Linked DNA regions of Mus musculus: all the other regions are linked to region 3. Evidence: chromatin loops called from intact Hi-C (ENCODE). Cell type or tissue: heart. All regions are shown on one strand.

Evidence for each region. Peaks named below come from ENCODE experiments on the same cell type or tissue, not always from the same donor. Only the 100,000 strongest peaks of a DNase experiment are listed, where the experiment ranks them.
Region 1: a loop joins it to region 3, with 2.6 times the contacts of the local background. A loop is called at or near these places in 2 of 42 quality-filtered maps.
Region 2: a loop joins it to region 3, with 2.0 times the contacts of the local background. A loop is called at or near these places in 3 of 42 quality-filtered maps.

The regions. Positions count from the first base shown.
Region 1 is chr2:45,681,987-45,689,986 of GRCm38, forward strand. No RefSeq gene overlaps it. Among named protein-coding and RNA genes, the nearest start is that of 1700019E08Rik, 11 kb to the right of the region's middle. In heart, no CTCF peak of the experiment used is centred here; no DNase peak of the experiment used is centred here.
Region 2 is chr2:45,670,993-45,678,992 of GRCm38, forward strand. No RefSeq gene overlaps it. Among named protein-coding and RNA genes, the nearest start is that of 1700019E08Rik, 22 kb to the right of the region's middle. In heart, no CTCF peak of the experiment used is centred here; no DNase peak of the experiment used is centred here.
Region 3 is chr2:45,109,112-45,117,111 of GRCm38, forward strand. It overlaps Zeb2 (zinc finger E-box binding homeobox 2), which reads right to left and starts at 4,168. Exons shown (of 10, transcript NM_015753.4): 1 at 3,712-4,168; 2 at 905-1,046. The coding sequence starts at 977. It overlaps Zeb2os (zinc finger E-box binding homeobox 2, opposite strand), which reads left to right and starts at 2,027. Exons shown (of 3, transcript NR_110572.1): 1 at 2,027-2,191; 2 at 3,732-3,882; 3 at 3,988-4,976. In heart, a CTCF peak has its summit at 4,017; DNase peaks (open chromatin) are centred at 1,040, 2,080, 4,160, 7,180 and 5 weaker places; H3K4me3 peaks cover 6,345 bases; H3K27ac peaks cover 6,271 bases.

The sequences.
Region 1 (8,000 bases), 570 kb after region 3:
GAAATTAAAGAAGATCTCAGAAGATGGAAAGATCTCCCATGCTCATGGATTGGCAGGACCAACATTGTAAAAATGGCTATCTTGCCAAAAGCAATCTACAGATTCAATGCAATCCCCATTAAAATTCCAACTCAATTCTTCAACGAATTAGAAGGAGCAATTTGCAAATTCATCTGGAATAACAAAAAACCGAGGATAGCAAAAACTCTTCTCAAGGATAAAAGAACCTCTGGTGGAATCACCATGCCTGACCTAAAGCTTTACTACAGAGCAATTGTGATAAAAACTGCATGGTACTGGTATAGAGACAGACAAGTGGACCAATGGAATAGAATTGAAGACCCAGAAATGAACCCACACACCTATGGTCACTTGATCTTCGACAAGGGAGCCAAAACCATCCAGTGGAAGAAAGACAGCATTTTCAACAATTGGTGCTGGCACAACTGGTTGTTATCATGTAGAAGAATGCGAATCGATCCATACTTATCTCCTTGTACTAAGGTCAAATCTAAGTGGATCAAGGAACTTCACATAAAACCAGAGACACTGAAACTTATAGAGGAGAAAGTGGGGAAAAGCCTTGAAGATATGGGCACAGGGGAAAAATTCCTGAACAGAACAGCAATGGCTTGTGCTGTAAGATCGAGAATTGACAAATGGGACCTAATGAAACTCCAAAGTTTCTGCAAGGCAAAAGACACTGTCTATAAGACAAAAAGACCACCAACAGACTGGGAAAGGATCTTTACCTATCCTAAATCAGATAGGGGACTAATATCCAACATATATAAAGAACTCAAGAAGGTGGACCTCAGAAAATCAAATAACCCCCTTAAAAAATGGGGCTCAGAACTGAACAAAGACTTCTCACCTGAGGAATACCGAATGGCAGAGAAGCACCTGAAAAAATGTTCAACATCCTTAATCATCAGGGAAATGCAAATCAAAACAACCCTGAGATTCCACCTCACACCAGTGAGAATGGCTAAGATCAAAAATTCAGGTGACAGCAGATGCTGGCGAGGATGTGGAGAAAGAGGAACACTCCTCCATTGTTGGTGGGATTGCAGGCTTGTACAACCACTCTGGAAATCAGTCTGGCGGTTCCTCAGAAAATTGGACATAGTACTACCGGAGGATCCAGCAATACCTCTCCTGGGCATATATCCAGAAGAAGCCCCAACTGGTAAGAAGGACACATGCTCCACTATGTTCATAGCAGCCTTATTTATAATAGCCAGAAACTGGAAAGAACCCAGATGCCCCTCAACAGAGGAATGGATACAGAAAATGTGGTACATCTACACAATGGAGTACTACTCAGCTATTAAAAAGAATGAATTTATGAAATTCCTAGCCAAATGGATGGACCTGGAGAGCATCATCCTGAGTGAGGTAACACAATCACAAAGGAACTCACACAATATGTACTCACTGATAAGTGGATACTAGCCCAAAACCTAGGATACCCACGATATAAGATACAATTTCCTAAACACATGAAACTCAAGAAAAATGAAGACTGAAGTGTGGACACTATGCCCCTCCTTAGAAGTGGGAACAAAACACCCATGGAAGGAGTTACAGAAACAAAGTATGGAGCTGAGATGAAAGGATGGACCATGTAGAGACTGCCATATCCAGGGATCCACCCCATAATCAGCTTCCAAATGCTGACACCATTGCATACACTAGCAAGATTTTACTGAAAGGACCCAGATGTAGCTGTCTCTTGTGAGACTATGCCGGGGCCTAGCAAACACAGAAGTGGATGCTCACAGTCAGCTAATGGATGGATCACAGGGCTCCCAATGGAGGAGCTAGAGAAAGTACCCAAGGAGCTAAAGGGATCTTCAACCCTATAGGGGGAACAACATTATGAACTAACCAGTACCCCTGAGCTCTTGACTCTAGCTGCATATGTATCAAAAGATGACCTAGTCGGCCATCACTGGAAAGAGAGGCCCATTGGACACGCAGACTTTGTGTGCCCCGGTACAGGGGAACGCCAGGGCCAAAGGGGGGGAGTGGGTGGGTAGGGGAGTGGGGGTGGGTGGGTAAGGGGGACTTTTGGTATAGCATTGGAAATGTAAATGAGCTAAATACCTAATTAAAAAAAAATATCTAATGAAAAAAAAAAAATAAATGTCTAAGCTCAAAGCATAATGCCCAACAAGAATTGAACAAAAAAAATCCAAATCTTAATATTTATACTTCTGTTAGGGCTTTATTTGTTCATTTGGTGGTTTTTGCTATTGTGTGTTGTTGTTGTTGTTCAGACAGGATCTCATTATATAGCCATAGCTGGCCTGAAAGTCATACAGAGACCAAGCTGTCCTTCCTGAACTCACGACATTCTGCCTCCTTCCTTGCTGGGATTAAAGAACCACAAAACCATGCCCACATGGAGTAATTCTTGTCTAGGTTAGGAGTGATTTCTTTAGCAGTTTTCTAAACACCCAACAAATGTCTATGCCTTTCAAAAAATGGACCAAGAGTAGCATTGAAAATATGCTCAAACAAAAGGGTAGGACATGCAGAGAGAGGATGTCACCATCTCATTGTAAACAAGACATGCTCAATGTAGTTGCTCTGAGAGAAGTTTGAGAGAAAAGACTAGAAGGCAGAAAGAACCTGCAGTCAGACACCGTGAAAGCATCAGAAAGGGTAGTGACACGAAGCCATAGGTACAGTGGGTAATAGAAAAGCCATCACTTACAAAGGGAGAATGAGAACCATGTGACAAGGAGATCACTATTCCAAGGAGATGTACTTTTGCTTTTCATTTCTTTAAAGAGGAAACTGGAGCTCCAACTGGTAAAGTTACATGACTCAGGCCAACATGATATAAACGGATCAGGATTCCAGGGCACAATATCTGGTCCCATCTAAACATATTCTGCATTTTTTTTTTCTGTATGCTCTGATTCTCTAGGGAAAGACAGAAACTCTAGATACTGTCCTGTGGTATACCAATGAGGCTCCTGCCACCAGATTTATGGATGCCTCAGTCCAGTTGCAAGGTTGTGCATGGGGTTTAGGTAGTTTTCTGATTTCTCCTGCTAATCTGTGAAATAATGGTCTGGACTCTTAGTGTTGTTTTATACCAACTATTGACTCTAATATGCTGTAGTTTGATTGAGTTAAATGGCAGTGAATATAACTAGAGAGGGTCAGGATCTAGAAGTAGACAAAAATATGTACGCTCGAGCAAGTGATGGTTACTGATATCATTAGAGGTTTATATAAAATTTATATCATATTAAGTAGATTCAAAAGCTATACAAGAATATTAGCAAAGATGAAAAATTTCAGGAAAGATATTTCAAAACATTTTGGAAAGCATCTGAAGGGACAAAGAAGGGAAGTCGGTAGGACAAAGGTTGAATCAGTTTCTCCCCCTTTGGGGAAACAGCTGTGGACTCTTGTTCCAGTCCTCGAAATGGAATTGTGTTCTGATTTCAGAATTATCGGGTCACATGGAGAACTTTCACTTCACTCTGTGGGTTCCAATAAGCATATCTTTTCCTGCCTAGGTAGTTTTATATTCCTTAAAACTTGCAGTAAGTAGCTTAAATATTAACAAGCCATCTTCTTACTTAATTCAGAAAGTACTGAGCTAAAGTAACACAAGTCACAGCATATCTTGGTTATACTTTAGACTTTAAAATTTTAGAACCCTCTAGAAATGCCTAAGTTATGTTTTTTTCTAACCACATCTCTCCTGATACCTTGGGAAGGGAGGTCTGAATGAAGAGAGTACACGTTATTTGCTGCATTTGCACTAAGTAATATGTTATTCACAAACTTTTCTGGAGACAATTGACCAGATTTTATCATTATGTGACAGATGTGAATAAAGAAAGAATAATAATCTTGCTGTTATAGTGAGGCTGGCTCACATTAATTAGTGGAAATGCAAGCCCAGAATACAGAGGCCCCTGTTTTAGTCCAGCTCTCTGTTGTGTGCCTACTTGATATTCTGCCTTGTATTTTAGGTAGTCCTGGGGTTCCTCTAATGGATACATGAAAAGTATGAGAGGAACTGAAATGGAAGACATTGTGGTAACTGAAAAGCATGGCTGTTAATGTAAGCTCCTTTAGTCATTACTTCAGTTGGAAGTTATTTTTCAAATATAAATGTTGGAAGGTTTTTGCCCAAAAGAAAGATAGCTCTCTGAACATAATTCATAAATTAGAGAGTCTATCTGTCTGTCTGTCTGTCTGTCTATCTATCTATCTATCTATCTATCTATCTATCTATCTATCTATCTATTTATCTACCTCTCTATTTATCTATCTCTCTCTCTATCTCCATATCATTATAATTTTATTTCTACCTGTCTCTGTTTTGTCACAGAGGAGTAGGGTACTGGCTGGTTTGTGTTGTCAACTTGACACAAGGTTGAGTTATCACAGAGAAAGGAGCTTCAGTTCAGGAAATGCCTCCATGAGATCCAGCTGGCATTTTTTCAATTAGTGATTAATGGGGAAGGTCCCCTTGTGGGTGGGACCATCCCTGGGCTGGTAGTCTTGGGTTCTATAAGAGAGCAGGCTGAGCAAGCCAGGGGAAGCAAGCCAGTAAGGAACATCCCTCCATGGCCTCTGCATCAGCTCCTGCTTCCTGACCTGCTTGAGTTTCAGTCATGACTTTCTTGGTGATGAACAGCAGTATGGAAGTGTAAGCTGAATAAACCCTTTCCTTCCCATCTTGTTTCTTGGTCATGATGTTTTGTCCAGGAATAGAAACCCTGACTAAGACAAGTAGCAAAAGTAATTTAAATATTTCTGTGTTTACTCTATAATTATTTTAATTTTATTATTGCCCACCTTTAGTAATTAGAGATATAACATTGATGAATTGTCATGAGAAAAACACACTCACAATTTAATCATCCCTCTCTACCTCGAGATCTTGAATCTTTTACATGGTTGGGGAGAATGAAGAGTATGCTTCTTCATTGAGTACTTGTGCTTAGTGATTCCCCACCATTCTGTATCATGCCCATCCAGGATTTGATAGAGTCTGTATTTATACCTGTTGATTGAGAACTTTAGGGTAAGGTTTAGCAATAGGTCCGTATGAACACTCCAGGTATCCCTGACTCCCAGTGTGGGTGGAGTGTAAAGCACTCTTTAACAGTAAGTCCATTCAAACTCACAAGCACTCACAACCACATATAGGCAAGCAACTGTGAGCAGCTTGTGGGAACAAAAGCACCAGCATGTTTCTTGTTCCTGATTCTCCACAGTGTTTAAGCAAGAACTAGGAAAGGAGAAAGTGGCATAAGTCACATAACTATTAAGCTTAAAATCTAGCTCAACCAGACAAAACAGAGAAAGAAGTTCAATTTAGAGCTTTCTCTGTTATATCTGAAATATTTCACAAGTAAAGATTGGTGCTTACTGAGCACAAATCAAGTGCAAGTACAAAATGAAACAAAAAGACCTTGCTGTAAGTTCCCAACTACTGGTATCAGTTTTGGTGAGAATTCCATGAGGTAGGATGAGAAGCAATGGCCCTTCTGACAGGTTGTTCAGATGTAAATGGATAGAAAACTCAGCTATAGACATTATTCACTGTTTTTAAGCCATAATATGATGTAAATCAAGAGATGATTTGGTAAGAAAAATATTGTACAAGTACACAATAGAGTATTATTCATCCATAAAGAAAAATATAATATGTGATTTGCATTGTAAATGGCTGTAACTTGAAAAATGTCTACTGAGTATGATAATTAAAGTACAGAAAGACAAGCATATTTTCTCTAATATGTGTATCCCAATTTTTCTTTCTCTGTGGTTTAGTGACCTAAAGCCCAGAATAATCAGTCTCTAACCAACCAGGAAAAACTTCTGGCTAGTTTTCCTAATGCCAGAAAGTGCTTTTAAGATTCCCAGGAGAGAAAATACCTCAGTGGTCTTAACCAATATATACCCTATATGCTTCAATACCAACTTAGCAGGGAAGACACACCCAGTGGTGCAATAATAGCAAGAATGCTATGGGCTAGCAAGCTGCTTTGTGATTAAATCTTGGGCCTGTTCTATAGAAGGGACTTTCATGCATTGTATTATAATCTAGTTCAAGAGCCCTCTGTTGGGAAAGTCACTGGCCTTAGAGTAGAACCTGTTATTGTAATTTGATTGTATAGGCAAGCTATCAATATACCTTCTAAATGTTTATGTTTATACCCAGAGATCTAGAATGTTCTTAACCTTGCTCAGAGAAGCTTTCTTTTGAAATGAGCAACCATCAATGGAGAGATGAATAACTTTTATAAATGCTGCGGAAAGACCAGGTGCTCACCCCTAAGTAAAACATGTTTTAAGCCCCTGACCACTGACATTCAGGGTACACTGAGAAAGAATGAGAAAAAAAAGCATAAGACTTAGAGTTTGGGGAAGAGTGCTATGAAGTGCTGACTTCAGATACAGGATGGCTGTCATATTTGTGAACTCAAGGCTGTGCTTACCTGCACAAGACCTACAGAAAATTAAGTCATCCCAAATCCTAGGAGAGATGGAGTAAATGATGTCTAGGTCCAATACGAGCCTTACTGAAGACAGCTACTAGGAGCTTGGGGAGAGAAAATCACTTTTAGAGGGTAGAATAACTGAAGTAGAGTTGAGAGGTCGATGTATGGGGGGAATATGAGGAGAATTACAGGGAGGTAGAAGGGAGTAAATGTGAATTTGCAAAACAAAGTTACACCTTCCCATCATGTAATTATGTGGGTTTTTTTTCCCTAGGGTTTTTTTTTTTTAATAGACATGCAGTTTTGAAACTCATGCAATAAAATTTAAAGCCAGCCAACAGGATTTCTACTATTTTTCGCAACAATACATTTTTCTCCTTGCTCAGTAATTGTGGCAAACACTCTTGAGACTAAAGTGAAAACATACTGTGGCCATTTAGAAAAAGAAATCCTAGATACCTCACCTCATTAGCACCCTGATTCTTTGCAATGAAGGTGGACATTAAGGTTGCAGCTTTTGGTGGTTGTGCATACTTTAATCTGATAGATCCCTACCAATTAACAATATCTACCTCATTTTCCCCTCTTCCAATAAAATCCACTTTGAGTTCTTCTCCAGATTCTGTCATGACCCAAGAAGGATCTAGGGATATCGTGGTCACCATGGCATGAAGAGAGGAATGTCCAAAGAGCAATTTAAACTTAACTTGGCTGCACACAATATCCCTTCTTTATGACTCATAAGCCATGTTTCTCTACAAAACAAAGCAAAATCAACAGTTTGTGGCTGCTTTGGGAAGGGAAAAGGTTAAGGAGAAAAGACTCCAAGGAGTTCATACAGGTTTAAAGGGATAGCTTAAAATAAATATACACAATCTTCTATCTTTTACTGTTTGAAAATTTCATGCCTATGTGTAATGGGTTTTAATCATATTTGCAAAACTTCTCCCAGGACATACTCTCCTTCTCCCTTCCATCTCCTTGTCCTCATTTTGTCATCCAATTACTAAGTTTGTTAAAATACTATTTCTAGCATGTCTATGGCAGCCCACTGAAGCATGGACATTCTACCACCAGCTATTCCTCTGGGGGTGGGGGTGGGGGGCAACCTCACTATTCCTTTTGGCAGTCATCCATTGCTAATAGATCTTCAGATCAAGGTGGTGCTTTGGGAGCCCCTCCCCCATTCATGATGGGTTTTTAAGCGGCCACTCGTGAGCTAAGATTCAGAGGATGCCAGATATCAGAGGCAGAAATGTCTCAAGCAATTAGAGAAGCTTAGGGTGAGATTTTAGATGATTTAGTATGTGTGTTCATGTGTATTATTTTCATTTGTATGTGCCACTAGAGCATAAATATCTAGGAAAAAAAACAATAGACAAAATTTTAGTTCCAATCATCCATTGTTGGTGGGATAGCAAGCTGGTACAACCACTCTGGAAATAAGTCTGGCAGTTCCTCAGCATATTGGACATAGTACTACCTGAGGATTCAGCTTTACCACTCCTGGATACA
Region 2 (8,000 bases), 560 kb after region 3:
ACCGCCTTGGCAGCAGCTTGAAGGATAAGAAGCTGCATGGATTTCACACTGAAAACAAATCTATTTTGTAGGGGGACCATGTATAAGCTGAGTGAACTAAATAGGTTACCAAGTGTTTTACCCACTTCTTCACCTATGAAATGGGAGCACTGCTTCATGATCTGCTGGTTTTGACATGGATTGTAAGGAAGGAGCTTAGGGACCAGTGCTGAGAATGACCAACTCGATGAATGTTCAAACATTCAAAGCAAAGATCTCTTCATCTGTATGAGTAGAGGCTCCTCTGCTAGGCAAAACAGAAGGGGCATGAAGGGAAATCTGTAACAAGATTCTCTAGAGAGTGAGAGAGCATTGAAGTAAAAACAGAAAATGTGTCATGTGAAGGATGGTGATGCCATTTCAGGAAGAGTACGTAGGTCCATTTTTTGGTATATCACATAGAATGTGGCCCCATAGCTGATTGTTTCCAGAAATATCAATGACAATAGTAGTCACGGAGTAAATGACACTTAATCCACATATAAATACACAAGAATATACTATATTGAATATACATTTCCTATTTTTAAAACTTAAGAAATTGACCCAGTAAAAGAAAAAAATATTTTCATGTTTAAAAATTACATTGTACTAAGCCAGACTTGGTCTATAATTAGTAGCTTAATCTTTGTGTTATACTAAAAGGAATTAAAAGCCTAGAAGAAGTTCTCGATGGCTTAACTTTTCTGAAAGATTGGCTGGTTTTGATTGGTATATTATGGAAATCTATTCAGGATGTGATATATCAATGAATTCCTAAGCAGATAGCACATTTAAATCATTGAACTAAAGTATTTAAAATATTATGGGTCTTTATTTTAAGAGACAATACCATTGTGATGGAAAGAATATTTCAGACGTCAATGATATCGTTAATGATACCATGGGACTTGGGGAACACCTAGATATTGGCATCTCTCCTAGTCATTATGAACAAATCTGTATTACATATAATTGTGATGATTTTTATGTCAGCTCATACAGTTAGTTTCAGACATGGAGTCTTTGCAGCTCACAGGAACCCTAATGGCAAACACAATTTGAAAATTAAACTTCATATCCAGTGATCTGTCCTCAGACTCTTTTATACTATCTCCATCTCTACCAGACGATTCTACAAACATTACCTGGTATATTTAATACTTCCTCAGTTGAGAGAATTATCCACCCTTTATTCCTTGTTGCTATATTTTGAGGAATGTTCTACTGTCTTATCTCTCATTAAGGCACTATGTACAATTTTCCAAGGAGCTCAGCTTTGCAAACAAGATGTAATGTCTCTATCTTAGAAACATGGAAATATAGCCACACCAACACAGAGCAAGTTGTGTTAGAAATTTGAGGATTTCTCCAAAATATATTTTAGCCCAAGATTGCTTCATTGATTAGTTCTATCTCAAAAAATAATAGAAATAATTCTTTTTGTACTTTCCCCAAACTTAGATTTGGAAAAGATACTTCCCAGCTCAGAGCCAACTATTATTCTGACAGCTAACGACAGAACAAGTATGGAAAGTTACGGAATAAATTTCTTACATAGATAGTAATTCCTTAGCAAAATTACTGCAAATTATATCTGAGATATTAAAAGAATTTTACATCATCACCAAGTGGGATTGATTAGAAGTAAGTAGGTTTACCATCTGAAATCAACAGAATGTCAATAAAGGACAAAGTGATGTGATTATCTTAATAGATACAGAAACAACATTTGACAAAATCCAACACCTTTCCATAGCAAAAGCAATCAATAAACTAGGAAATAAAGTGAATTTTATCAACTTGATAAAGAATAGCTACAAAACTCTCACTCATATGACTACAATATAAGGTCAATTATATATAATATAGTCAATTATAGGAAATATTTTACTAGTAAGGCCAATTAAGCAGGAAAAAGGGAGTAAGGAGTTCCTGACTTGGAAATAAATAAATATATATTTGCATATTTGTGATCTAATATACAGAAAAAAAATCTATGCATAATGTAGATTGCAGAAATAAGCCTTCATATTTACAATTGATTTACAATAAGAATGTCAGAGCAGTTTAATGGTAAAAGAATAGTGTCTTGAACCAATTGTGGCAAAACATGGAATCTGTCTTAGAGCACACATAAAAATTAAAATGATCCAGAGATCTAGTGTGATAAAGAAGACCTAGTATTACAAAAGTTCCAGAAAATAGAGATGTAAATCTTTATTACCATGAGTAGCAAGCTTCTCAAAAGCAGCAGTTGCAGCCTGGAGAGCAAAGGGTAAAGAGGCGGAGCTTCAGACATGTGAACATCTTTTAAGCTTCAAAGCATGAAGTAAGAAAAGTGAAAGTCAGTCAAGAGGATAGATGAAGTATGTAGATCATGTATTTGATGAGGGACTTAGGTTTACACTACAGAAAGAGATTGTCCACCTCCATAATAGAAGAAGTACATTGTCCCATACAAATTAACAGAAGCCATGGGATGCCACCTCCATAGAAGATACAGAATACACATACAAATACATGGGCTGGTTCATCACTACCTGTCAAGAAAATTAAATTCATACATAATATATTGTTTGATATTCACTAGGATTATGACTATAAAATGCAAATAGTATGTATGGGCAAGGAAGTAACCAAAGAAATCTAATACTGGCTACTTTTAGTCAGCATCTATGTTACGGCATGTGTGGCCCTTCTGGACCATGTTCAGAGTAAAAGTGAGCAGAGTAAAAGAAGATAGAAACAAAAGGTCACATATTAAATGCTTATGAAATAGGTCCCTCTGTAAAGAGAATAACTAAGTCTACTGCTTGTCAAAGGCAGGCATTTTAGGGGCCAATAACAACTTCTATAACTGTCTTTGGTTTTGCTTGCAAAACTATGAATATACTTAAAACTTTTGAAAGTCACTTCAGATATTTTGATAATTATAAGGCAAGTTGAGTTGCTATACTAAAAAATATTTGAGATCACAGAACTGTTCCCAGCTCTGGGAAGAAAATGAAGTGAGAGACAGAGGAAAAACTCAAATTAGAATCTTGAGAGCAATAGTAAATATTGAGTCTGCCTCTCTTGCTCTAACATTGTTCTCCGGGATTCCCAATGGACTCATTCTGAAATTAATGGAATCAAATGGAATGAACTGTTTTCCAGAGTTTGGAAACTGATTTTTTTTTTATCACTGAAGTCAAAATATTAGCATTTTTCTTTTCTGCTTCATTACAGTTTCCCACTCCTCCCCTATTCTGGCCCCAAAGTCAACCACCTGGTCATTCTCTGAAAAGGATAACTGTTGGGAGTTGCTTGTACACAGAGGTATAAACTTCCTATCTAATCTTGCTCTAAAAAGTAAAGGGTCTTTGTAAGGTTATGATCTGGGGGAATCTCAAAAGAATTGTGCAAGCTCGGTAGACAGACTCAGCCAAGTACCATATTACCCAGGAATGGAATTTAGGGCAACAGGGACAATTTAGTAAGAGAGATCTCCTAAGCCCCAGTAATAAAACTATGGCCAGGACAGTAAGTTAACTATAAAGTAAGAGCATTAAAGAGTCATCTCCCGAACCACAGTAGACTGATATTTGATGGACAGTGGAGGGAGTTGGTGATGACTTCAGAAGAAGTGAGGGGTAGTTCTAAGCATTACCTTCGGCGGTACAGAACGGAATGTGTTATTTCTAAGACATCATAATTAAAAAATGAAGTAAATTGTGGAGTCCCTGAGCAGGCAAGGAGAGGACAAAACAAAACCAGTAGTTAATCTTAAAATATATGAGACTAGAGGAAATTAAAGTAGGGCGAATATGAGGGACTCCAGTTTGTTTTGGAATAGAGACTCAGTTAATAATGAGGCAGTTGCCCAGACTGCAAAGAAATGTTTGAGGAGAGAAGAAGAAACATTTATAAAGATCAAGTTTATTGAGCTCCTTAAATATACTCATGGAGTCAATTTCAGAAGTTGTGATTATTAAAACTGCTCACTATATAGTTCTTGTCAGTTTTATCTTGCCGAATCCTGCCTATTTAAATGCACAGAGCTCAACTGCTGTGGGAGAATTGAAGAAACCACGCAACCTCACAAACTGTCTTGAAAAACACCCTTTATTAAACAAAAATCACTTTGCCTGTGTTCGCAGTGTTACTTTCATCTCAAAGGAGTACATGGGTGTACAGTGGGGCAAGCTTCTATGTTGCAGCTAGCAATCGTGTGATCCTTAGCTGCTGTAAGGATACATTGGCCCCTGAGCTTCTTTAAGGCTGTCTAGCAACTACAGGTAATATGTGTTATAGGACCAGAAAGTTCTGATTAAATTAGGATCGAAAGGTCTCGTCGTAATTCTTACGAACAAAGTAAAATGTTTGCTGTACAAACATGAGCTCAGATCTCCAGCGCTCATGTTAAAAAAAAAAAACAACCAAGTAGCAGCAAGGGTGAGAGCCTGTGCCTGAGATCTCAGGACTGTGGAGGCAGAGACATAAGGATCCCTGGGGCTTGCTGACCAGTGGGCTCCAAATTCAGTGAGAGATTGTGTCGCTACAAATAAAGCGGAGATCAATTAAAGAAGACTGGACTTTACATGCATGTGTGCACATGTGTACACGTCCTTGCCTACATCTGTACACATAAGTGCAAAAAGATACACACACACACACACACACACACACACTACCTAAAACAGTTGTTTTTTCTTCTGAGGGAAAAATTAAAAGCAGATGACTTTTAGATTTTAGTGTTAGAAAATAGTAGGAGATCAGAGAGATGGAGAGGGTGAGGCAGTGTTCCTGCACATGCGCTGGAAAGTGATAATTAAGAATTCAACCCTTAGCAGTGACATGCCCTTGTTTCCAGCAAATATTACTTGCATTCTAATACCAGACATGAAAAGATGGCTACCATGTTCAAGATCAGGATAAACCGAGCTCTGGTCAGCACAAGGGCCAACTATAAGCACTTTCTCTATTCTGGGCTTTCAAAGAACAGCAGCTCACCATCATCTCTGCCTGGCCTGCCAGAAGAAGGCCTGCCATTCCTTGCAGGGTTGTGTTAACCTAACTCAGCAGCAGATCCTGATTGGTCATGGGTGTAAGTGGGCTAAATGCTATCCATTTCTGATGATGTAAAAGCAAATTAGAGAACAGGGCAAGTTATTACACCAGAGAATGGGAGGCAATGGGGAATAATAAAAATCAGGCTACTCTAATTTCCTTTGAACAACTAAGTATACACAGGTCATTATTTCTTGTAATCTGCAGGCCTCCCAGCACAAGTCCCCATCTTGTGTTTAAAGCCTCTGAGATAAAACCAACCAACCAACCAACAAACCAAAGTGCAGTATGGGGAGAATGGAAGAGGGCTATCATATCATGCTACTTAAAGAATAAATAAGTACATGTGACAGGTGTCTGATTTCTTCCTAGGCTAAGGCGAAGCTAGATGATAGAGGAGGGAAGTTCTAGCATTTCCTGGACAACAATCCTGTTTCCAGTCACTGCTGCTTGTTCCCATACCTCCCCGAAGTGGCTGGAACACAGTTTAACTTTGCCTTGCCAAGGCTGGACCATAAAAGGAATGATGGTTTCTTCTTAAATGAGGCTTAGGTAATATTTAATGTTATTATTTCTCTGGAACCAGTCTTAACCTTTAATTTCAAGCCTGTGCTAAAATTGGTGTGTTTTCCTGGTATGTACACCATGCTTTTCTCTCTCTCTCTCTCTCTCTCTCTCTCTCTCTCTCTCTCTCTCTCTCTCTCTCTCTCTCTCTCTAAATGGGAATGGGCAACTCTCTTTTCTCATGTCAGCTTTCTACCTCACTGATTCACTGATGAAGTGTTCTGAGAAATCTAAAAGAAAGCACACAGTGCACTACTCTGTATTGGCTAGAGATGGACTGGCAAAGATGGTGCTTTAACATGTTTGGCTGGGTTAACCTTTCGTGTTTAAACCATACCGTGCGTTTTTAAAAAGAGATTGCTGTGGGGGTGTCTAATTGAGCTTCTGAAGGGGTAATCAGTGCCTCATGAGATTGAGCCCATTACATATGCTGAAGTGTGAAATATCCAGCAGCCTTCTTCACATTTTTATAAAATTAAGCAAGAGGCTTTCTGCAAACAGTTTTTTGCTTAAGGTATCTGTGTCTGAAGAGTGAACTAAATTCATCATTGTTCATCATCCATCAAAATGGGCTCGGTCTACGAATGCCATTATTTTAAAGAGTAGGATTTCTTCCCATAATCCTAAATTTTTGCAACACAAAAGAATGGAGCCCCTGTCCTGTTGTTTTGTCTATGGAATGGGGTCTTGTCCACAAACTCCTCCTTCTGGCTCCCTGAGACCTGGGCCATGCAGAGGAACTGAGGGAAACAAGCTTTTAGAGATTTTGCAGCAAAGCTCACCTGGTCATGGCAAGTCTGGAAGTTCATATTAATGACTGCGATTGAAATGAGATACAAGGGAGTTCGCAGTGTGTGTGCAAGAGCCCTCCCTCCGTGAGGCACAGGGAAAACGGAGAAGACGAGAGGAAAGGGGGTCCGCAGAAAGGCTAGAGCTAACCAGGTTTCCTTATTATCAGTTACTGAGACCAGTGGATTGTCCAGGCCCCATTTTACCTGTGCTCAGCGTGGCATGTGTACACTAGGTTACTGCTCCGACTGACAGTTTCTCTTTCATTTGAAAAGTTGTTCAAAAGTGAATGTAAAAATCACAGAATAAAATCTCACCCTGGTATTTCCTTTGCTAATTCTTAAAAGACTTTATCTGAATACTGTTGTAGAGGGAGTCCTACGTCCAGTGAAGCTTCTGTCATTGTCTCCCTGTCAAGTAAGTCTTAATACATTTGCTTGGCAGCATAAATACCATGACAGTGAATGAGAGAAATAATTCAATGTATACAGCTGGTACTAAATGTGGCTCATGAGCAGAGATGAGAGCACTGTTAGCGAGGAAGACTAAGAAGAAAAATAAAAACAGAACAAAACAAAACAAAAAACAACAAAACAAACAAAAAGAAGAAAAATCAAATTTTGTCTATACACAAGCTTGCTTCAGGTTTCCTGTGGTGCTTCCCAACCTGCTTTACCTCCAATAGTTGCTGTTTCCTTACAAACTTAAATCCTGCTGGTAAATTAGAGCAACTGAAACAGTTAGGAATTATTTTTCCTAACTCACTGAATATGTATAGTTTTATTACTAAGTAACTCAGCAGCACCATAATTTAGTTTTAATTTATTTAATATTAATGTATCCAAAAAGACATTTTCCAAGGATTTTCTCCTCCCATGTTGGGCAATAGAATAAATATTGGTAACGTTCTGTGAAAACATTCTCCTTTTTCAGAAACCTTTGGTATTCTCAAATCAAAAACTTGACACCTGCCCTTAAGAAAAGCCATTGTCAAAGCTTTTTATTAGACTATGGGGGGGGGCATAAAATAAAGTTAAGCAAGGGATAATACTTTTTTTTTTTAGAAAACAGTTTAATAGACCAGAATTCCCTCATCGTTGCCAGAAAGTATCTCTGAGAAAATAAACATACCCCCTCCAAAAGAAAAAAGTGAGAACAGGATTTTTTTTTCATTTAATTTTCTGCTTGTTTCAAAAAAAAAATAATAATAAATCCACCCCCACATAGGTCACTTGGATTTCATTTTGTCTACATCCTGGAGTGCACGTAGGGAGGCTCGAGAAAAAAAAATGCTTGGGATCTGAAAAGAGGAATGCACCAGGGCATGGGAACTGTGATGTAGTGTTGGACACCAGAGCCGACTTTAGCTTTTCTTAAAACAAGCAAACACCCCTGGGCCTCGGAAATCCCACTACATTTATGCGGCTTCAGCTACCTATCATTTTCCGGTTTGGCGGGAACAGCTTATGGGCTTGGGCAGTTTGTCCCTAGTTCGGCTTGCCTAGCACGGCTGCTGTGACCCTGCTCCTTCCTGTACACTGTTGTGATTCATCTCAGTAATTCAACAGTTCAGAGAT
Region 3 (8,000 bases):
TCTCTCTCTCTCTCTCTCTCTCTCTCTCTCTCTCTCTCACACACACACACACACACACACACACCACACTACACACTTTTACACAGCCCGTTTCCAAAATGGACCTAAACTCTCACATACACACCCCTTTAATCTGCCACCTCTGGTCTGCTTGTTCCCTCGCACCCCCATCTCTTTCCTCCTTCCTGACTCAGCCTGGATAACGGGCTCCTCCCGGCAGTGGAGGAGCAACTGCCGGGAAAAGTCTCTGTTCGCCCCGCTCTCTGGCCCGCAGCGGGCCCCGAGCCTGCTGCAGAGGAGCCGGGTCCCCAGTCCGCAGCTCCCGGCTCGTCCCTCTTGTCCCCCCACCCCCCGGTTCCCCGCGTCTGGCCAGGGCCCCGCTGCCCCGCGAACCGTTACTTGGCGCACAGAGAGGCGGCCCAGCGACTCCAGCAAGAAACTTTGAGGCTGGCGGAGAGGCAGCCTCGGGTCCCCTCCCTTGCCCTCGCCGCCCTCCTGCCACCCTCGCCCGCCCGCGCCCCGAGGTCCAGCGCGCCCGAGCGCCGGAGCCCCCGCCCTGCCCTAGCCGGCCGCTTCTGCCGCGGGGCCGGGGACCTGCGGGCCGGGGAACAGAGAGGGCGGAGGCAGCGGGGGTGCCGGGGCCGCAGAGTGGGGAGCAGGTCCGATCGGCAGCGCTCCGAGCCCCCCACCCCCACCCCCGGCGCCCGGCGCTCACTTGGCCCCGCACTTGCTCAACTCCCCCCCGGTCCAGCGGCCGCGCGTGGGGCTCCGGCGCTGGCCGCGGAGGGAGGCTCGCCCGCGAGCCCCAGGCGCCGCCACCGGCTTCCTTCTCCCTGTCCCCCCCTTCCCCCTGGTCTCGGGCCGCCGAGTGGCCCGGAAAAGTTTGGTTCGGGCCTCTTCTTACCGTTTTTCCTCCTGGGATTGGCTTGTTTGCGCCTCTTGCACCGGGGGCCATCCGCCATGATCGGCTGCTTCATTGATAAGAGCGGATCAGATGGCAGTTCGCATGGACTCGGCGCCCTGCTTCGGCAGCACGCAGGCTCGATCTAGCAACCAAACACAGCGACAATGTGGGCATCGTCCGCGCCCATTGAAACGCGCGCGGGCCGCCCAGGGGATCCGGGCCAGGGCCCGGGTGAGCACCCATCCGCGCCCCCAGCGCCAAAGCGAAACTTCGGCGGCCCCCTCCCCGCCCCCCACCCCCAGCCTTGGCCCCGAGGCGCTTTGTGTTGTTACTGTTTGGTGTGTTGCACTCGCGAGGGGATCAGAGACAAGAATTACATCTTCAAAATGAGTCATAACTCCTGACCGTATGAGGGAATGCACACGGCGGTACAGTAAGACTGCTTGACTCAAGGCTAGGCGGACCTCTTCCTCAGAAAAGTCCTCAGCCGGGCTCGGGAACTTGGAGAGGGGGTCTTTCGCTCTCATCTTTTCTCATCCCTCCTCCGACCCCCCCATTCCCAAGAGGGGAAAAAAGTAACAAACAACGCAAAACAGCCCTTGGATGAAGCACACTCGGGTAAATTGATAATAGTAATTACAGGAAGCCCACTCGCCCCGCGACCCCTCCCCTCCCCTTTGGAGTTTATCGAGGCACTGTCTCTTTCCCTACACCCTCCGCCCCCAAATTAAGATTTCCCATTTTACCCGGCAAAAGAAATATAATTATAAGCCTCTCTGGACATTGTTCCTCCCCCAACCTCACCACTTGGACAATATTTACTTAAGCCCCCCCCCCCCATACACACGTTTCCCCACACTGATTTCCTTAAATTCTTCCAGTAGATTGTTTTTTGTTTTTGTTTTTGTTTTCTTCCCCTCTCAAGAAAGGAAAGAGAAAGTCCGTGGCCACTATTTAAGTTGTTCTAAATGATCGTGTCCTTTTTGGCTTCGAAACTTTTGTACCTAAAAATCGAGGGAGGCGCTGCATTCTTTCAGCTCAAACTGTCAAAACTTGGAGAAGGGGAACCTCGGAGGCAGGCCGGAGAAGAGGAGAGCCCTGAAACTCCGCGGGGTGGGAAGACGCTGTGCCTCGAGGATTAGTTTAAACAGCGGGCTATAAAAGATGTAACAGATGCAAACTGTAACACAAGGGCCATTAACCCTTTCTCTGCCGCCCAGCACGCCCAGTCCCTACACCCTGCACCTATTGTCTCCGGTGCCACAAGCTTTGCGGAAAACCTGGAAAGTGAGTATCAGTTTCCGCACATTTGCTGAGCGGGGGTGAAGGGGGGCAGAGAGAAGGGGAAGTGGGTGTTGTAGGAAGCACTTTAAATTTACTTAGGCATACAGAGTAGGCTTTCCAGTTTGACACATTAAAAAAAAATACAAATATATCATTTTTTGATCTGTCCTACTAATTTGAAATTGTTGGGGGGGGGGGGTCCTGGAATAAAGAAATGGTCACACAAGCTTGTGGGATGAAACAGCTGTCTGTCTGTATTTCTGCTGAGACTTACAAACCACTGCATATAAAATATATATTTAATAAAATAAGTTGCTAGTTTTATGAGCCAGTGTGTGTGTGAGGGAAAGACATGGCATTTGTGCTGTAAACTTTATTTGTGAATGTTAGTCTTAACTCTGGAGTAAGCGATCTTGCCCTCATCATTACAGGGTTAGCATGTGAAACATGTAAGTAGGTGGGAGATAAACACGTTTATGTTAGCTGAGCTCAGCACTGTGCCTGTGACTCTTGAACTCCGACTTTTCAGTCCCAAAGTCTGGAATGGTGTGGTGTGGTGTGGTGTGGTGTGGTGTGGTGTGGTGTGGTGTGTGTGTGTGTGTGTGTGTGTGTGTGTGTGTGTGAGAGAGAGAGAGAGAGAGAGAGAGAGAGAGAGAGAGAGAGAGAGAGAGAGGAGTTCCATGAAAAATCGATGTGTATATTACTTGGTCATTTAAAATAAAATATCAAAAGTTACCCTAATTTTAACCCTATTATCCTGACAGCAGTTTTCTTCCCAGCTGTTGCGACCCCCCCTCTCCCATACACTTTGGTAAACGACTCAAGTTCCAAGAGAACTTTCACTTCTTTATTTATAATCACAGAAGTGAGGTGTTACTTCACACACACACACACACACACACACACACAAAGAATGAAATAAAGAAATGAAACTCGCTAGGCAGACAAAAACAGTCAAGTTTCTGCTTAGAAAACAGCCTTCTCCGGTGGGAAAGGTTAGACTAGTCTGCCAGATCTAAGAGAAGGACTTGCTCCCGAATTTGGTAGGTCTTTCTCGAATAAGTTTTATAATTATTAACAGGTATTTGCCAAGTTTTAATTGCTTGATATAATGAATTGAAAGTCGGTGTGAGAACAAAGCAGTAGAAACTCTCCACTTGATGAGTTTTTTACCCCAGCCATTCAGTTCTCAACAAAACTTTTCCTAGACTATGTAGCAAAAAACACCTTTGGTTACCTGAATGGACAGGTACAGGGCGAATTACTGGGGGAAGGGGAAAAAGGGAGAGGAAAGGAAAGAGAGAGTAAGGGAAGGCATGAGAAAGCAAAGAAGCCACTCTTGGGAAAAGAAAGCCTGCCACCAAAGAGCTAAAACCACCTGAAATTCCTGTCCAGAGACACCCGGCTCACTTCAGACTAACATTCCCACTCAAAATGAGAAAATTAGAGAGGGAGGGTGGGGGGCAAGAGCACCAAAAAAGGATAAAAAGAGGAGGAAAAGAAGGGGGGGGTGGGAAACCTACCTGTGAAGTCTTGTTTGTAGTTTTGGCCAGAAATGGTGAGAAGAAAAAGCATGAAGAAGCCGCGAAGTGTGGGGGAGAAAAAGGTGGAGGCGAAGAAACAGCTCCCGGAGCAAACTGAACAAAACCTCGCCAAGAGTGTCTGGAGGCAGGACCGTTATTCCTGCCGAGCAGGTTAGAACTGATCTCTTTTCGGCCACTCCAGGAAACACAAACCTGGGGACGGACTGACGTGTTACGCCTCTTCTAATGACATTTTTTTCTTTTTCTTTTCTGTAGGGGAGAGAAGAGAGACCCTGAAACACGCGCCACCTATCTTTGTGGGGAGGGATAATTGAAGCGCCCTGAGCGTGAGCATCATGTGAAAACGTGATCGCCAAGTTTCTCTCTGGGAAAGGATCTGGGATAGATTATACCTTGAAGTCTCCGCAAACGCTTTAGTGGAAGAAATGAAATTCCACCTCCCTCCCTTCCTCTCTCCCTCCCTCCCTTCTCCACGCCCCCCCCCCCCCCCCCCCCCCCCGTCAAGCAAGCCTTTGGCATCATTATCCTCATCACTAAATCCTGCAGAGTACTGGGCGGAAAACGGTGCACACCATTCACAGAACTGGAGAACTCCAAGGGGCGAAAGTTAAAGGGAAAGCTCTCGGGTCTTCCATGCAGATCTCTTGTCTTATACAGATATCTCTGGTGACTAGGTTTGAGGTGCACGTCAAGTTGTATGGATACCTCAAGCACCGTTTTTGGAACTAAATTCTTGCCCTTTCTCTTATTACATTTTTTTTTTTAAAGATGCCAGAGCTAGGGGAGGGAAATGCTACTTGTACACTGCATCTTAGGATCTCAGTGTGCAGTGTATGTGTGTATGTGTGTGTGTGTGTGGGGGGGAGATTTTCTGGATTGGATCCCTATATTAAAAGTTTGGCATTTTAATAAAGGGTCTCTAGGTTAACATAGAGCTGTACTATGCTGGCCAATCTCTGGACCCCTCTACACCTCATGCAGACCACATTACAAAGTGAGGGGACAGGGGCAGGAGGAAGAAGGAGAAAGGTCAGAGGAACTTAGGACGAAAGAAAGAAGAGGGTGACACTAAACTGTGTGGGGTCTAAGTTTTGAAGTGCATATTTTTGATATTGCAATTAAACTAAAATTAAAAAGAAAAGACTCCACCTTTGCTCTGAAGGGATTGGTTATGCAAATATGGAAGGGATTTCCTGGAGAATACAGCTTTCTACTGTATGGTTAATTAAATAATCACTCAAAAAGCTTCCAACGTGACGCTTCTGTCGTAATCCAATCAGGTTACATAGGTCCTAAACAAGAAAGATATTTTCCACATCTGGAAGTCAGCAATTTAGCAAGTACTGCACATTATTAACCAATTCAGAGCCCACTTCCCAGGGGATTTTTTTTTGAAGTTTAAGTGTTCTTAACCAATGCTCTGCTGTTTTGTTAATCAAAAAGCTGGTTTACACTGCACATAATTGGAACTAATATAGAAGTAAATAAAGACAGCCAAATTTGAGGATGCTCTGTATTTATAGGAAAAGGAAGAAACTGTTTTGCCTCAACAGTTAAGGCTTAATTTCTTAAAATACTAGGAGACCCCCCCCCATTATTTTAAATAGTGAAAGTATTTAAGAACCCGAGAGCACAGAGAGATGCCCAGTCTCACAGCCTATAGACTCCAGTATAAAGGAAAAGGTGGAGGTTTGAAGAGGGCCAAACAGCTGCCTCTTATCAGTTTTTCTGCTTTAATACTGTCAAATATGTCATAGTCCCCTGTTTTCAGTCTGAAGAGACCTGAAACAAATAATACCCTGATCCAACACTAGACTTTTACTCATATTAAGATAAACTGCTTTGAACTGTGCTTTGAATGTGTGCCTACAGCAAGACTTTGAATGCAAGAGTCACTGGCGATTGCACTCAAAGGAGGGGAAAGCCACCACAGGGGCTGCTGCCACAGCCACACTCCCAGAGCTACAGGGCTTTGTATTTTGCATGTTTATTTTTCAGTGGTGGTGGTGGGGGGAGGGTAATAGCCACCCAGCATGACCACAGCTAGATTTCATTCTAGGGTGCAAGAAAGCGGATTTTCACAGTTGGTTACACACTCTCCTCTTTCCTAATTTGAGCATTTACAATGAGAAGGATTGGATAAATTAATTTCTCCATTGCCCCTATCACAGATAGAGTACCTATAGATGATCTGTAGGTTGTTGGGATTTGCAGTCGAAAAATTATTAATAAAGAAAAGGATTTCAGCATGGGTCAAACACATCCGTGCTATATTTTACGTTTCTCATACTATCATGTAGCTGTACTAAATATATGTAAGACTTATCAAGTTTCCTCCCATAAGATTTATCACTACTGTTCATATCCTTTTTCCTTCCACCTCTTTCCTTAAAAAAAAAAAAAAAATCAGAGACCACCTTCTTCCAAAGTGTGCCGTTAAGCCTCCCTTGGAGGAATAGGGAGCCTGTTTTACGGAGTGACTATTGGCAAGCCCCTTCTGCAGGCACCCAGGTAGCTACTGGACGTCTTTTTAGTCCAGACACACCAGTGCAAAGGCACAATGAGACTATATGGCAAGTCGAACAAATAGCTACAAACCTCTGACCTTATCATGGATATAAAATATCTTCTTACTTCAGATCTGACAAAATAGACCATTAACTATTTCAATTAAAAACACCTAATTATCTGATTACCTTAGACTCATTCATCTCTCCAGTGCCAAAAGGCGGCCCCCAATAGTTAGCACTGAGTTTCGACTTTTCCCATATATTGGTATGGAAAAAAAAAAAACAGATCAAAACAAAACAAAACCAACTTCAATTTTCTAGGTTCACATGGAGGTGGACGTTTGGGTAGTGGTACAGGGAAGATCGCGAGGGCTGAGAGAGGGGCTAGGTTGCCCACTGCCCTTGCTTGGCACGCCCCTCCCCAAGCTTCTGAGCGAGAGAGTGTTCCCACCATCGCAGAAGCAGCGGAATCAGAGGAAGCTGGAATATAAATTTGTTCGGAACACTCCCTCAGTTCCAGGGCCAGGTCAGGGACAATGGGGACCGTGGGATCCACATAATACAGGAGCGCAGGACGAAAAGTCCAGAGGGGACCAGGGACAGCTCTGAGGCTCCTCACGCAGCAAAACAAGTCCAGCGAAGGAGGACTAGCTCCTTTTTTGGACTGTTTTCCCGTTAATAATCCACTTCGAGATTAGCGCAGGCGAAGGGGATTAAAACAACAGATACATGCAAATGTGAAATAATATTGACATCGACATTGGAGGGGAAATAATTCTTGAGGCTTTCCTTGGATAAAGTCAACTGCTCCTCTTAGGACTCCCCCCCCAAGCCCCCCACCCCCGGCAGGGTGAGGAGGACACCCTTTTGTTTTCCAATTCCCGGCAGCCAGACCCGGAGCCTGTCCCCCCATTCACCTCTCAGTCTGTCAATTTCCTTAACTTTCACAGCCGCTCCCCACCCCCACTCCTGCTGGCCCAGAGGCCCGAAGAGGTTCTTTTCTGCCCTTGAACACACAAGCCGAAGAAAGAATTCGAATTTGGCCACAGCTAATGATTTTTTTTTTTTTTTAAAGCAAATTGTGTTTATTTTGTACCATGTGGAGGGGAAAAAAAAAAAGGATTCTTTTCTGGTTTAGAAATGGAGCTGGTCTTTCATCTAAAGGAATTGTTTCAATCCTGTAGTGCTATGCAGGACGTGGCTAACCTAACTTCGTTTAGAGTTGCGAGCAAAGGCTGATGATACCCGGGACCCCTGGATTAGGTGTGTGAGGGCACGGCGGGGTCTAGGCAAAGCCAAACGGTTTTCTCACGTGCAAACTCGCAATCCAATCCATTCGGAGTTGAGCCTAGGATAGGAGGGGAAAGCCTATTTAAAAAAAAAAAATCGGGAGCATCTCAGAGAAGCCCTTTTCAAACAAAACTAAAACAGGACCGGAGAGCCCGCGACCGTCCCTCACCTCCCCGCTGCGAGGCCCGCGGGCTGTGGAATCTCGCACGTCACCTGGCCCCAGCGGGGCGGCCAGCTGAGGATTTTATTTTCCTATTTTATTTGAAGTAAAGGCTTCATCTCGGCTTTGGGGGTGTTTGCCAACGTCTCTACTGACAGGAACCAGCAAACTTCAGGACTCAAATGAGCATCTTAATTTATTGATGCAAAGCAGGTCTGCTCACAGATCCCCCATCCCCGGCGCTCTCCCCCCCACCCCCCCACCCCCGCGAACTTCGCTCCCTCTGTCGGTCCCGGAGCACGTGGGGG